2 separate regions of the Mus musculus genome follow, and region 2 is linked to region 1. The links are chromatin contacts, found by Hi-C in ENCODE. All regions are on one chromosome and are shown on one strand. Each heading gives the region's core, a stretch centred on a gene start or an enhancer-like site at or near the end of the contact. The rest is flanking DNA. Distances are from core to core; before and after follow the strand shown.

Region 1 (4,277 bases), core at 915-3,414:
AAGGAAATAAGCTTTGCATTGTCTCCATTTAGGGCTTAGTCACACATATGTGTATACACACACATACACACAAATGTACTCACACATTCGCTCACATGCACTCTCCTGATTACTAAATACTAAATGAATAGGTTCTAGGTTGGGGGTGAGATGTAGTTTCTGCCTAAATCCAGCTAGGGATGAGTGTTAGCTTAGAGACTTCTGGTTTTTTTTAATGGAAGTCACTAGGGTCCTGGGTTGAGTTTAGACAATTCATTGAGAATCTCTCTCTCTATCTCTCTCTCTCTCTCCTACCCTTCTTCCCTTCCCTCCTTCCCCTCTTTTCTCCCCTCACCTCAAGTTGTGTGTGGGGGAGGTGGGTGGGTGCTAGTGGATGACCTTGGCGGTTGGGTCTTCAAGGACCACTCACCTTTTATAATTTTTAATTGTTTTTGACACAGGACATCTTATTGTTCTGAAGTTCCCAAAGTATTTGGCCATTGAACCCCAGGAATCTTCCCACACCCCCAGTATTGAGTGAGATTAAACCTGTGCGCCACCATACCTGACTTTTTAAAAGTATGTATCTCTGGGGATTGAACTCCGGTCTTTGTGCTTGCCTTGCAAACACTTCATCTGTGTGCAAACACTTCTCCCCAGCCTTCATTAAGAATTCTTCATTTTGTCCTTCTTTCCTTCTGTCCTGTCATTCAGCACATACTGTGAGTGCCAACTGTGTGTCTGATATTCTTGGGCTAAGTAGTGGCAAGGACATTCTCTGACATCGAGGGATTTCGTGTCGAGTGGAGAAGACACAGACAATTACAGTAGAGCAAGGTGAGCTGCTAGGGTGGAGAAAAACAGAAGGTGCTCTTGGGAGAACTGATCTACTGACCTAGATCAACGTCTTAGGAACTTCTTAGAACAAGGGGGTGAAGAAGGAGTGTGGTGCAGTCTGCTCATGATGACTAAATGTCTGTGTACCATAGTTCTTGTAAGAAAAACAAAGACTAGGTGGAAGATGCTAAGAAATTATACTCTCTGGTTAGGACATCCTGAGCAGAGGAAGGAAGTGAAGACAGGCCCAGGGGTAGGGGGTGGGGGTGGGGAACACATAGGCACGATTTCCTGAAGAGCCTTGCCAGAGTTTATTTTGAGAGCAATGGGAGGTGGTAGAAGAGGCGGATAGGACAGACAGCTCCAAATACACCTTATGTCTGATATGGTGACAAGATGACCCATATGGAGAGGGAAGGATGGATTGCTGGTTTATAAGATGGAGTCATGGAGATGGGGAGATAGAGCAAATATAGGATGAAGAAGAGGGTAGACAGACACAAGGTCTTACTGTGATTTTCCATTGAGTAACGAGTGAGACATCAGTGTCAAGTCCCAGGGTTTGTCCTTACCTTCTGGTGGGACCTGAAATAGGTCAAATTCTTACTCAGATCTTGTTTTCTCTCGTTTGATGAAGTAATGACTGTCTTCATTCTGAGAGTCACGACCTCTGTGGGATCGAAGCAAGATCTGCTAAGGAAATTGCTGTAAAAACTCAACCTGTGTCCCCATCACCCACACTTACCTCCCCTAGTTGCCCTGTCTTATCTGAGTTTTGGTGTTCGAGTGTGTGTGTGTGTGGGTGGGGGGAAGTGTGGGATTCCCATGCTCATGTAGAGGACAGAAGTTGGTATCTGTTGTCTTTCTCTATCGCTCATCGTCTCCTTGCTTCCAAAGATAAGGTCTTATCAAGTTGGGAGCTCGACAGTTGTCTAGCCTGTCTGGTGAACAAATTCCCAGGCGTCCTTCAGTCTCCGTGTCTTTCAGTGAGTGATGGGATCTGAACTCAGGCCCTCAGGCTCACACAGCAAGCTCGTTACCTGCTTTGCCATCTCCCCAGCCCTCACTCTTCCAAACTTCTCAGTACCTCACTTCTCAGGAGCAGGCCTCTGCTTATTCAACAGTAGAGACTTCACTTGGGAGCCTTGCTGGGGCTTGGAAGTGTCTCATATTGGCTTTTGTGGCAAACAGCAATACCTCTGAGTGGATGAAGTTTAGCTAGGCACTCCTCAGCTTCTTGACTAAGCCGGGTGGAAGCTGGGTCTTTCTGATTTAAGGGAGTAAGGCTCTTTTCCGGTCTCTTCATGGCTTCCATGTGTCCCCATGGATTTCCTCCCCTCCCCCCAGGTAGCGTGTTTGGAGAAAACTGGCAGGGACCTCATAGTCTCCTCTTGCATCAGCCTCCCTTGGGAGAGGTCCAGATGGGCCAAGGGGCTATAATGGCTGCATTATATCAAGCATAGTTTCTTTTTTTCAAAACCTTTCAGGAGAAGGGAGTTCTGGGAAAAAGAATTCCTTTGGAGAGACACTGAATCATAAAGGAAAGAGTGATCTAAGCTTGGAAGGGCCAACAGGGGCCCTGTTTTTCTGGAAGCTCTTTATTTCTTGCCTTAACCAGATTCTAGATTTAGGGTTTACACAAAGGTCAGACTAGATTGTGAGATATGTAGTATAACAATGTGGTTGGGACGAGTAGAGCAAGAGACTCTCAGCTCCCAGTGTCTAGGCCAGCCTTACCTTCAGCACACATACACAAACTTGACAGTACCCACACAACTATACACACACACACTCACACACAGGAATACATATACGCATATATGCACACTTCCCTCATAGTTTTATAACTAGAGGAAACTAGAGGTCGGCTTTCATACCAGTTCTAAAAAGAAGGAAGGTGGGTTTGAAATGGGTCTGAGTTTCTGGGGGACTTTCTGGTAAAACCTGCCTCCACGTGGCCTGTCAGCTCTTTTCAGGTATTTTCGTGGATCATCTTCATCCTGGGAGAGAGGTAGGTCCCCGCAGGGTAGGAGTGATACCAGCCTTTGAGGGCTAATGCTCAACAATCCTCTAGCACGGTGCCTGGCATATGGCTGGCCTTAGTCAATATTTGTAGTGTGAGGTGGGTTGCAGACGTAGGTCCTGGAGCCAAGCACTTAAAGTAAGTGTATGACGAAATCAGGACACGAGGAACCCAGGCTTTCCTACAGCCTCTAATACATACTACGAGCGAGGTTGGACAAACGCCCTTCCTCTGCCAACTCCTGACCTAGCTGCCACCAGGATTTCACATATCCTTGTGGACTGAGACTTCTGTGTTTGGAAACAGATTAGAACTTTCATGACAATATGTTACTTTTACTCTTTTCAGATTCCTTATCTGTAAAAGGGAAAGACTGAGCAGAGAGGTTAGGGCATAAAGGTTTTTTCATTATTATGGTAGATGCCTTGCTTTGGACTGGATCCGGGGATATCGGCTGGCTCTTTGGGATCTGCTGCTGGGCAGGGCCTCTGATGTACTTGCAGTGTCACTCACCATGACCTTCAGAGCTGAGACCTTCCAGTCCTGGCTTGTGACCAGGTCATTTGGCTAAGTTAGAGCAAGAACCTTGGCCAATTCCTAGTATCCTAGTCTGCAGTGTACTGAGATGGGAGGATTCACCTAAATTCAAACTAGGCCACTGTCATCTGGCTAGAACTTGGCCCAGGTGCTAGGCAGGGTAGGATAGTAGCCTACTGTGGTCCATGAGGGGCCCTTTCAGTGGTCCTCACTTGTGTTCTGAGATGCTAAGAATCCCAGGGCAGGTTTAGAATAGTTCTCAAGTATTTAGCCAGAGGCACCCACCTTTGAGGGTGCTAAGTTTGTGTTTTCAGATACCCACTCTGTCTTGTTTCAGGGTCAGATATACCTGGTCCCCTCTTCTGAGTTTCTTAAAAGATCTGGTGGCTTCTTGGAGATTGCTTTCCTCCGCTCCCCCAGGCTCAGTCATAAAGTCTCTCTTCATAGTATGGCAGTCTTGTCCTCCCCCCCCCCCCCCCAGTACTCCTCCCCAGGCCGCTGTGACTTCAGCTAATCTGATGAACAGCAACCATGATTATTTACCAAATACTGGTTACTATACAGGTTGCTACCATGGGGATATTTCTTGCTCTTTAAAATTTGGTATTTCTGAGAAAATTTTATTTCCCCGAACCATTCTTAACCAATAAATGTTCAGTTCAGGACAGGCTTTGTAGGGCATCCTTAAGCAAACCCACAAACTCTTATCGGTAAGCCATTTCCTGGGCCCCTCAGGTGTCTTGCCAGCTAGCTAAGCTTGCCTGATCATGAGATGTCAGGCCCTCTTTGTACTGATGGATATTCATGTTCATACTCACAGTGGGGAGAGAGCCATGGAGAGGATTAAATAGATCCTGCTGGCTAAAGGATCTGGTTATCCAGACATGCTTTGGGCATAACA
Region 2 (4,277 bases), core at 980-3,479, about 16 Mb after region 1:
TTTAGAGGAGCACAAAGAACCCCCAAACTCTGTTTACTGGGTTGAAGTGAGTGGTGCCTGATACAGGTCCTCTAATATGGAAATAGAGAATAAAAGAAGAGCCTGGGTCGAACATGAGTACAGACGTCTCAGGAGACTCCACAGAATGCAGGGAGGCTAACAGCCCTACGTGGGGAGCTCACTTCCCACCTGAGATTGGATACCAATACTTGCTGAGTAAATGAACATGCTATAGGCTGAATCTTACTCTACATCTCACATTTGCAAAAGTAAAGTGTGTGTGTACCTGCATGAGTTTATGTGCCCTCTCTCTCTCTGTGTGTGTGTGTGTGTGTGTGTGTGTGTGTGTGTGCCCAGAGGACAGAGGGCATCAGGTATGCCTGGAACTGGAGTTGCAGCTCTGAGTCACCTGAGGTAGGTGCTGAAAATGGAACCTTTCTTATCCTCTGGCTTGCCAGGAAGTGAGCTCAGTTACAGAGTGGAGAAGTAACAGACACATTAGCCCAAGGAATACAGGCCCTGGGTCAGGCCCAGCCACCAGAAAAAGATCCTTAGATGACATGGAGTGGTGGGGTTCTGCCCCATGACTCTGGAACAGAGAGTCCTGGCGCCTACCCTCCACATCTCCCGTGACTCAGACCTCTGCTCTGGTCCACTTGGCTTGGAACCAGGCTGCCCTGCAGTCTTGGGGTCAGGTTGTGCTGAGAAAAGTCAGGCATCATGTGACACTCTCAGTTGCCGACTTTCCCCTCCCGCTCCAAATAACCAGGGGCCTGATTCTTTTTTAGGGGTGAGTTCTAGGTTCTTGCTCCCAGGAAAGCAAAATGTGAAAATCTGATTTGGGGGAAGTGTTTTTCAGGCCCCTCCCTCTTCACCTCCTGCTACCCCTAGCTCTGAGCTTGCCTGACTGAACTCGGCCCTCTGCAGGAAATGAGTTTCCAACACACAAGGCTTATCAAGAACATTGCCACTTTCTAAAGAAAAAGACTATACCTATATTATTTTCAGAATAAGAATTATACGGGTGTGGGGGTTGGCTAGAGAAATGACTCAGCAGTTAACTTCCTGCTCTGCCAGAGGACCCCAATATGGGTCCTAAAACCAACCTTCTGGCATTCTGGAGATTCATAAGGGTCTGTAACTCCTGCTTCAGGGAGTCTGACATCGTCCTCGGCAGGTACTCGCCTCTGCCTCCTAAGTGATGGGATTAAAGTTATGTGCCACCACAGCCAGTTTAAAAGTAAAAACTTGAAAAAACCTTTTCTAGATGAAAAAAAGAAAAAAGAAACAGAAACAGAAGTGAGGCAGGCAAGCATGGGGAATAGTTTAGCCACCTAGGACTCCACTTGGCCTTGGCTATGTACATACCCCTAGTCTAATAATGCACTTGGCAGCCTGAGAACTCTACCTTCATGCATTGTGTATATACACCCCACTCCAAACTATACCTAGTGACCTGCTAGCAACATGAAACCCCAACTTGGGCTCACTGAGCTGTATACATGCCCTCCCTGAATAAGGTACCTAGCAAATTGTTAGCCACCCAGCGCTTTCACCTACATCCAGCTGTACCCCACCCCAAACAATGAAACAAGTTTTCTCTTCTTAAGGGTGATCAAATTTGGATAGTTTCTATTCAGACATATTCCTGATACTTCCCAGTATGGATAGTAATGAGCCAGACCTAACTGCTTGAGGGTACATGCACAATAAGGATAGAGAACTTTGAAATCAAGCCCCTAACAACTAAACCCTTCCCGCTCCTGAACTCTGTAAAAGAGAGCCCCAGACAGGCAGCTGGAGAGACGTTAGGAGCACTGACTGCTCTTCCAAAGGTTCAATTCCCAGTACCTACGTGGTGGCTTAAAACTGTCTGTAGTTCCAGTTTCAGGAGGGGATCTAACACCCTCTTCTGACCTCCCTGGGCAACAGTCAAAACACTCGTAAAAAATTAATTTTTAAAAAGACATGTTTGTAGATCGATGTGATGCTCCTGAGTTCTCTTCGGGCGGGGCCTAAGCCGCGCCAGGCAAGGGACGGACATTCACGGCGAATGGCGAATGGTCATTCATTGTGAATGGCGACCGCTCTGCCCTTCTCGTTCTGCCAGCGGGCCACTGGTCTCTCCTCCCCATCCGTATGCCTGTGGTGTGTGGAAGGCAAGGGTGCGTGGTCCTCGTGGACGCGTCAGGCGCTCGGTTGCCCTTACGTGGTTCACTTCGGTCGTGTCTCACTTGATCCTCTTCCCCGAGGCGGGGAATGTGGCTGGTGGTATTGCGGTTGCATACCCTTCCCGTCTGGTGTGTGCACGCGCTCTGCTTTTTGCAAGCCTCGAGGTGCTCCTGGAGCGTTCCAGGTTTTGCCCCCTAGGTGCCCGCTTCTGAGTTGGCGGCGGCGCTTCCCATTCCCTGGCGTGCCTCTAGTGCTCCGTCCGGCTGCGTGTTTCGTTTTGTTTGTGTCTGTTCTGTCCGAGAAGCCCGTGAAAGGGGGGTCGAGGAAGGGCGGTAGGAAAACAAAACAAAAAAAACAAAAAAACAAAAAACAAAAAAACCAAAAACAAAAACAAAAAAACGTGTTTGTGTGCCTACTCATAAAAAGTAATCTAAGAACGCATGCAATTACTAGCTTAGCACACTGGGACAGTAAATGATTGGTTTGTTCTGAGTTAACCCCCTGCCTACCCAGATGGCCCTGGAGGATTATAAGGTAAATACCATCAGACTCTAACATAAATTGTTGCAAGTGCTTGATCCCAAACATCCACAAAACGAGGAAAGAGTGCAAGGAATGATAACAAGAAAGTTACAGCCGTCACAGGCCTCACAAGGGTGGATGAAAAAGAACAACTTCAAAAATAACAGGGACACCAGATAGATGGCTTAGCCGATAAAGGTGCTTTTGATCCCAGGTACCCACATAAGGGTATAAGAGAATTGACTCAACAGAGTTATCCTCTGACCTCTACACAGGTGGCCTGGCGTGCACATGCTATGCCCCCATCCCATCATTTGTGTGTGATGATGCCGGGCGTGGTGGCGCCTTTAATCCCAGCACTCGGGAGGCAGAGGCAGGCAGATTTCTGAGTTCGAGGCCAGCCTGGTCTACAAAGTGAGTTCCAGGACAGCCATGGCTACACAGAGAAACCCTGTCTCAAAAACAAACAAACAAACAAACACACACACAAACAGCCCACACCACTCCTGCAGAGAGTACAAGCTCAGCTTCCAGCATGGTGGTCCCCAGATCAACCATAAGGGGTAAGAAGGTGCTAATCGGGTGGCAAGAGAGATGCCAGCATCTCCAGACCCTAGGGTTGGAAATGCTGCTGCTGCTGCTGCTGCTGCTGCTGCTGCTGCTCACGCGACTGAATTAAATGTAGTAGGCTTGACTGGGCTCTGTAGTATCAGAGCCAGCAGCAGCACTGAGATGTCAAAGGCAAGGTGAGTGTAGTTAGCCATGGTAATGGGTGGCACAGGCAAAGCAGGGTCTATAATGGCCTAACCAGTATGGCCCCTTTGGTACTGGCCAACCAGTCATGGTGCTTTAGGAATAAAATAGATAAGAAGTCTGCTAAGGATTTTTGTTGCTGGTGATGGTTAATTTTTTTTTTTTACGGCAGAGGCTGTCCTGAAACTAGCTATATAGACCAGGCTGGTCTCAAACTCAAATTTTCCTGCCTCTGCCTCTGCCTCTGCCTCTGCCTCTGCCTCTGCCTCTGCCTCTGCCTCTGCCTCTGCCTCTGCCTCTGCCTCTGCCTCTGCCTCTGCCTCTGCCTCTGCCTCTGCCTGAGTACTGGAATTAAAGGCATACCCCACCATGTCCAGCCATTAAAAAATATATATATTTAGATTTATTTATTTTATTTATATGAGTACACTGTAGCTGTTTTCACACACACCAGAAGAGGGCATCGGATCCCATTACAGATGGTTGTGAGTCACTATGTGGTTGCTGGGAACTGAACTCGGGAACAGTCCTCTTGACTGCTGAGCCATCTCTCCAGCCCTAAAAATATTTTAAAATCTATTTTATTTCCCATACGTGAAGGTTTTCCCTGCATAGATGCATGTGTACCACGTGCATGCCTACTGTATATAGAAGCCAGAAGCCATCGGATCCTCTGGAACTGGAGATGCAGGCAGCTGTGAGTTCCCATGTGAGTACTAGGAACTGAACCTAGGTCCTCTGCAACAAGTGCAGTTGGTGCTCTAACTGCTGAGCCATCTCTAGTCCCAAGCCTGCTAAGTTTGTGTCTAGTTGGTATAACAGAAAAACCT

Evidence for each region. Hi-C counts contacts between places; a loop is a spot of excess contacts on that map.
Region 2: a loop to region 1 is called in a map of regulatory T cell, with 30 times the contacts of the local background. The contact joins two enhancer-like sites. A Hi-C loop is called at or near these places in 4 of 37 maps with a recorded cell type or tissue (T-helper 1 cell, T-helper 17 cell, T-helper 2 cell and 1 more).

The regions. Positions count from the first base shown.
Region 1 is chr11:46,082,582-46,086,858 of GRCm38, forward strand. All of the region lies in intron 3 of Adam19 (a disintegrin and metallopeptidase domain 19 (meltrin beta)), which reads left to right. Among named protein-coding and RNA genes, the nearest start is that of Mir8100, 18 kb to the right of the region's middle. Within about 2 kb of position 2,165, at least 2 of the 3 ENCODE cell types and tissues checked have a DNase peak (open chromatin) inside an H3K27ac peak, as active enhancers do.
Region 2 is chr11:62,558,516-62,562,792 of GRCm38, forward strand. No RefSeq gene overlaps it. Among named protein-coding and RNA genes, the nearest start is that of Ubb, 9.5 kb to the left of the region's middle. Within about 2 kb of position 2,230, at least 1 of the 3 ENCODE cell types and tissues checked has a DNase peak (open chromatin) inside an H3K27ac peak, as active enhancers do.